2 separate regions of the Homo sapiens genome follow, and region 1 is linked to region 2. The links are chromatin loops, found by intact Hi-C in ENCODE. Cell type or tissue: heart right ventricle. All regions are shown on one strand. Each heading gives the region's core, and the rest is flanking DNA. Links, peaks and the distances in the headings are about the cores only.

Evidence for each region. A loop is a pair of places that touch in the nucleus more often than their neighbours do. Peaks named below come from ENCODE experiments on the same cell type or tissue, not always from the same donor. Only the 100,000 strongest peaks of a DNase experiment are listed, where the experiment ranks them.
Region 1: it touches region 2 in a loop (1.8-fold over the local background); 3 of 110 quality-filtered maps call a loop at or near these places.

What each region holds. Positions count from the first base shown.
Region 1 is chr2:30,564,471-30,567,730 of GRCh38, reverse strand. The region is part of intron 4 of LCLAT1 (lysocardiolipin acyltransferase 1); the gene reads right to left. Among named protein-coding and RNA genes, the nearest start is that of LCLAT1, 120 kb to the right of the region's middle. In heart right ventricle, for the core only: no CTCF peak of the experiment used is centred there; a DNase peak (open chromatin) is centred at 1,750; H3K27ac peaks cover 1,950 bases.
Region 2 is chr2:30,237,547-30,240,806 of GRCh38, reverse strand. All of the region lies in intron 2 of LBH (LBH regulator of Wnt signaling pathway), which reads right to left. Among named protein-coding and RNA genes, the nearest start is that of LBH, 7.6 kb to the right of the region's middle. In heart right ventricle, for the core only: a CTCF peak has its summit at 1,348; a DNase peak (open chromatin) is centred at 1,266; H3K4me3 peaks cover 1,377 bases; H3K27ac peaks cover 2,500 bases.

The DNA of each region.
Region 1 (3,260 bases), core at 494-2,993, 330 kb before region 2:
TTTAAAATTTATCATAGTGTTTTTAAAAGGAAACTTGCTGTAGGAGATGTTTGAATGGCACAGGGTCTGTGTGTCTTGTTCTGATGGCTGTCTCGGGTAACTGCCCATCCGGAGGTCCACTTGGCATTACTTTGACTTTAGCCTGATGGTAGTGGACTAACTGTTCATGACTCCCCCAAGTGGGAGGGTTCCACAGGGCCTCCATGCCTGGTTTGTTTCAAAATTAGCCCCTGGAATTTCTAAGCAAGCATATAGTAGATAAGCATACATGGTGCAAGGAAGTGTCTAGTGGAAACAGAAGGAAAACAGAGTTTCAAAGTACACTTCGAGGCTATATTCTAAGACTAAAGAAAAAAAGTGTTAAAATGCATTTCAAAGCTGAGATGCTCGGTTATACTTACTGAAATTAAAAAAAATTATAACAAAGGCATAAATCGATTTTTATACATTTTCTGAAATTCATATTCATATCTTTTAATTTGTTTAAAAGATTTCATGAAAGTCAACATTCAATGAAAATTAAAATGCTAATAACTAAATTTTTTTATAAAACAATCCCTATATAACAAAATTGAAATATTAAAATATAAAATGCTAATAAAATAAAACTAAGACACTAACAAAATACAATGACCTAGACATCCAGAAGAAATAACTAGCAATCAAATATATCAGATCAACATTCTTTAAAATCCAATAATTTAGGCCTTCAATGTGAACTGAAATATCTGCCTTGCTCAGGCACAGAGTATGTTAATATTACTAACCCAAACCGCTCCATAACAAAATGGGCACATGATTAGCACATCATGTACAAATATCTGAACATGGTTTGGCTGAATATAGTTACGGAGTCAAGTACATGTTCCAGTTGTTGGCAAAACCTTCTTTTTCCATTCCATGAGGTAACTTTACAAGTTCCAAGAAGAACCAAACCCATTATTCAGCAAATACATTTGGAAAAAGTAAAGTGTTCAGAAATTTGGCCTCAACTGCTGGGAGAGATCATGAAATACTTTCTGATGACAGCAGATGTTAGAACCCGCAATCCTCAGCTGCATTCCGAAATTGATAAACTATTATTCCAAGTCACAAGAAAAATATCTATATCGACACAACTTTACTAGGAGTAAATTTAAGATCACGGAGTCCTCAAAGTCTCCAAAAACCATAGACGACTTCCACAACACTGAAATATTCAAAGAACACTCCTATAGAAGGTGTTACATCATTTTATGATAAAGGAATTGAGCCGGGCAAGTCAAAAGTAAAGGCCCTACACATGAAGAGTAGTAAGTTCCTCTCATATTCATTTGAGGATATCCTGGGCATGGGGCTACAAAACAATATTTATATTATAGACAGCTGACAGGACCTTAAATGGGATTAGGAATCCCATAGACACCACAAAGATGAGTAGTAACTACCCTTTAGTTTGGTCTTTCAGTTTATAAAACTCTGGGGATTCTGAAAGCAAAACTGAACTGTTGTAGAATGTGAGTACAAGTATAAACAGCTCTAAAACAAACAGTCACAATGTGGGACGGTAAAAATGATCAGAAATACAGAGAGATTAGAGATGTAGACTTTTCCATCTACCCCCTACTTCATCTACTCATCCCCAGACTCTGTTATTGCACTAGCATCCCACTTTCTGACCACAGCCTCCTGTCTTGTCACGTTACTCCCTGTAATTCTCCCACTCCTACACTCCTTCCGCCCATGGGACTACTAGCAGCTATTCTCAAACCAGCTGGGCATGTTCCCACCTCAGGATCGGTGCAGTTGCTGCTCCTCCCTTCACCCAGAATGCCTTTCACCCATACAGCTGCACGCTTTTCTGCTTTGTTCATTTAGTCCCTACTTAAACAGAAACTTAACAGAGAGGCTTTCCCTAACCACCTTAAACAAAACAGCACCCTACACCCCTTCTATGACTCTCTCTCTCTCCTTATCCTGCCTTATTTTTCTGCATAGCACTTATGACTGACATATTTTTATTAACTTATTAGTTTATCATCTGTCTTTCCTCACAGAACGTAAACTTCGTGAGAGTAGGGATAAAGATCCAGGCACTCATATATGTATTAAAAAGAATAAGTTTTATGTATATAGGTGTTATGTTATATGCAATAACATAATTGTTAGAATCTTTCCAAATCAGGGAAATGGAACTCAAAATTATCACATACTAATTGTGATGGCTAATTTTATATGTCAACTTTAATAGGCCACGATACTCAGGTATCTCATCAAATATTATTCTAGATGTTTCTGGGAAGGTATTTTTTAGAAGAGACTAATATTTAAATTAGTAGACTGAGTACAGCAGATGACCCTCCACAATGGGAGTAGGCCCCATCAAATCAGGTGAATGAAGACCTTAACAGAAAAAGACAGAAGTGCCCTCCTCTCCCCAACAAGGAAGAAAGAATTCTGCCTCTAGACTGCCTTTGGCCTTGAACTTCGACTACTTCCCGGGATCTCCACTCTGCCACCCTACCCTACAGATCGTGGACTTACCAAACCTCCACAACTGTAAGAGCCAATTCCTTAAAATAAATCTCAACCTCTTTCTATATATACACATCCTACTGGTTCTCTTTCTCTAGAGAACCCTAACTAATATGCCAATACAATATAGAACTCCCTAACCCAAGAATAACGAAGACATATGTATGGGTGCACATATGTCTGTGTGTGACCAAAATGACTCAAAAGAAATGGACCAAAATTAAAATAGTGTTCACTTATGGGCAGTGGGATTATAGCAAGTTTTGTGCATACTTCTATGTTTCCAAATTTTCCCAAATTAACATATATTGCTTCCATTAAAAAGTTATAACCAACAATAAAATATGAAGATAGAATATATGTAAAGTTAGATTTAAATGCACTAATTTAAATGTACATGCAAGCTAGATTCAGGACTTAAATTATAAAACAGTCTCACTGGGCTGAAAAACCCAGTTTAAGGTTAAGTATGGTAGTAACTAAACACCTTTTAATTAACAGATACTTTTTCCAAACTGGAGATATTTTGTTAGCCTATTTTTTAAAATGATTTTTTACCAACTCAATAAAATTATCTGTATTCTACTGTTAAAAAAATGTTTAAAACTTCAGGATCAGTCTGTTTTTTCTCCTTGGCAAAGTCTAGCTTCAAAGGTAAACATCATTTGCATTTAAAATATATATGCAACTACATCATGTAATGGTGAGCACTATGGACTCCAAAATTATGCAACTAGATGGAGAGT
Region 2 (3,260 bases), core at 378-2,877:
TTACCTAAAATAAGCTACTGCCGGTGGGAGGCAATTAAGTCCACCGGAGAGGGGGCTTGAGGGGGCTCCCAAAGTTTCCTTGAGGTTAAAATGCCAGCTTGACTATAGTTTGGAGAAACTTTGGGCAAATTGAAATTGTTCTTCAAGATGGATCTGTGTAATAAGGGGCCCTCCCTCAGCCCAGGAAGGAAGCAGAGGATTTGATGTGCTGATAACGATATCTTCCTGAGCTGCGCTTGAGGACAAGGGAAGGGCAGGTGGCGAGGTGAGAGGCAGTCAGAGGCAGCACAGAAGCTACTAGACTGGGAAGGAATGAAGCCCCCAGCAAGTCTACGCCCTGTGTGAATGAGGGCCTGTCTTCATATCCTCTGAGGACTACTTCAGGACTCAGGCCTGCAAGATCATTTCAGGACATTCACTAGACACCCAGGAATAGCTCTTGGCTACAGTCACAACATTCGCCACCCAAACTCATCCCTTTCCCTAACAGTACCATCCTTTCTATCCAACGTGGGAGACCGGGCCTACTTAGAGAAAATGCTGATCCTATAAAAATTGGCTTCATGAGACTGCCAAGATAAAAGGATTCTCAGTGCAGGACGGGGAGAGAGGAAGGGCCAATCCATCATCCAGGCTCATTAAGCAACTATTTGTAGGACACTGTGCCCAGCGTCTTAGAAACAAAGAGCAGCCTAAGACACAGCCCCTGGCTCAGCAGAGAGATGAACACATAACCTCTTGGAGAGAGAGGCGTCAGGCCCAACACAGGCCCCTTGAGAGGAGGCCGGGATGTATGGCCCTAGTATGCAACGTGTTGGCTGGGAAAGTGAAGAAAGCTTGTTCTCTCCCTGACCAGGCTACAGACTCACTGTTGTGACCAGGGGGCTTATGGGGCCCAGGAGGAAATCCCCATGGGAATAATTCCAGCCCTCTGCAGGGTAGTGTAGGAGGGAAGGTGCTGGATCCTCATACAGAGTAGATTTGCTCTGAACAAGGTGAACAATGACTCACATAGAGGCAGAATGTGCAGACACGGGCCCAGTGCCACTCAGAGAAACACATTACTTGTGCTTTTGAGACCCGTGGCCCTAACTGCCTGTTCTACATCCCATTCCTGTGATTTTTGTCAAGGAGAGAGGCGGGTGGGGGGAGTAGGGATAGGAGAAAAGAAAGTTGTTGCAATCCCAGGAACATGTGTCCGCGGCTGGATGCCTCCTGCCAAATGTTCTGGAATTTTTAGCTCTATGTCTCTCCAGGGACTACTGAGGCCTTTTAAGTCTGACATTGTGAAAGATGTTTCCTGGTGACCATGGGACTTGCGTGCAGCTGCTCAGCAGCGCCTCCCAAACTCTTGAGGACATGTGGGGAACTACAGCTGGGAGTAAGCAATGAGACAGGGGTAATGAGGAGGAGGCGGATAGAGTGGATGCGTTATGCCCAGAATGGCCTCGTGAGCTGGTGGGGGACAGAGGCCACGGACCAGAAACCTTCCTAAGGGCTTAACCCGTCACCTGTTTCCACACACGCATTCCACCCAGGTGGAACCGGCAGAGTGAAGCCAGGCTCAGGAGGTCTCCATCAAGAGAGGCTCAGCAGAGATGTGAGCAAAGAGAAGGGGTTTCCGAGCTACCGCCTAACTTCGGTGATGAAACAAACTGAGCCTGTTCTTTGAGAGATGAGTTGCTGCTTCTGACAAGGAGTGGGAAGGGCCAACGTGGAGAGACCCCGTCTCTACTAAAAATACAAAAAATTAGCTGGGCGTGGTGGCACACTCCTGTAGTCCCAGCTACTCGGGAGGCTGAAGCAGGAGAATCGCTTGAACCCGGGAAGTGGAGGTTGCAGTGAGAAGAGATCGCGCCACTGCACTCCAGCCTGGGCGACACAGCGAGACTTCATCTCAAAAAAAAAAAAAAAAAAAAAAGAGTGGGGAGGAGTGAGAGAAAGAAGGTGGCTATTTGGGACCTGAGAGACAAAGGGGCAAGAGATCTTGTGCCGGGAAAGGCTGGTCGTCCACCCACAATGGTCCTTCAGACCACCTCTCAATGCAGGGCCATAGCTGAGGCTCTCCAACTGCACGAGGCAAATACTAAGGCTGAGGCAAGAAAAGTCAGCCCGCTAGCCTGCTCTTCCCTACCATAGAAAGCACTAGGACATCACTCCCTCCCACCTGGGGAATGAAGGGGAAGATGCAGGAAGCTCTCAGCTCTGTTTATCAAAGGGAATGTGTGGTGCACACAAGCACTGTGGTGTGTGAAGAAATCGCTCCTCCTGGCTTCCTCCCTCCCAGAGCATCCTCCCTCGCTTGCCTGACTGACAGATGGATGTCAAATGGTGGGGACATGACCAAGAATAAAAGCAGAAAGAATACAAGGGGCAGCCAGGAAGGGACGTGTGCTGATTAGAGAAATTTAAAGAGCCTGGAGAAGGATGATGTGTTCAGACCTTGGTCCAGGTGCTTTAGAAGGAAGTTTTAAATGAAAACCAAGGAGCCACATCTGTATCTGGACCTTAGCTGGGGTGATGAAACTGTAGACGCCTCGGCTGCTGTGCTGAGGAAGTTAGAGTAGCAAGGCCAGGGTCCCAGTGCCGTTGGGTGGAGGCAGTGTCGGTGCCCACAGGCAAATTCCCAAGACCCTTCCCCAGACAGAGCCCAGGCCAAGTCGGGCACAGCATCGAAGGAGACCCAGTCGCAGAGGCATTCCCTAACACCATATTTTTAGAGTCCCTGGAGCCAAAGAAGCAGCTGCTGACTTGCTTCCTTGAATTAGGGTAAGGAAGAAGGCACTGGGCAGCAGAAATTCCTGTTCCACAGGCTGGATGGAAGTGGGGAGGGAGCTGCTGCCATCAGGGACATCAACATCCTGCTGGAGACCCTCCCCACTCAGCTGGTGAGCTGGCCGCCACCCACAGCCTGCCTGCCCAAAATGTACTCAGACTTTCTAGCAACCATTTACTCACCCACCCCACAGGGTGTCACAATTCATGTTAAGTGAATGTGCACACGTGGATTTCCCTTACTGAACTGCCTCTCCAAATGAATGTTACTACAAAACAAGGCACTGGCTCACAACACAGCCCTAACTGCCCCAGGACCAGTAGCTGGGGCTTCCTTGAATCTTTCAGGGGATTAAAAGGGCATCTATCTGAAACCTTGGTAGGCATGAGCGTGAGGAGGCCCTTTCCAGAAGCTAAGGCAGAAGAGAAGGTGACCAGCTTTAGAATCAGGAGACTCAACTTCATGGAAACAACCACCACCCACT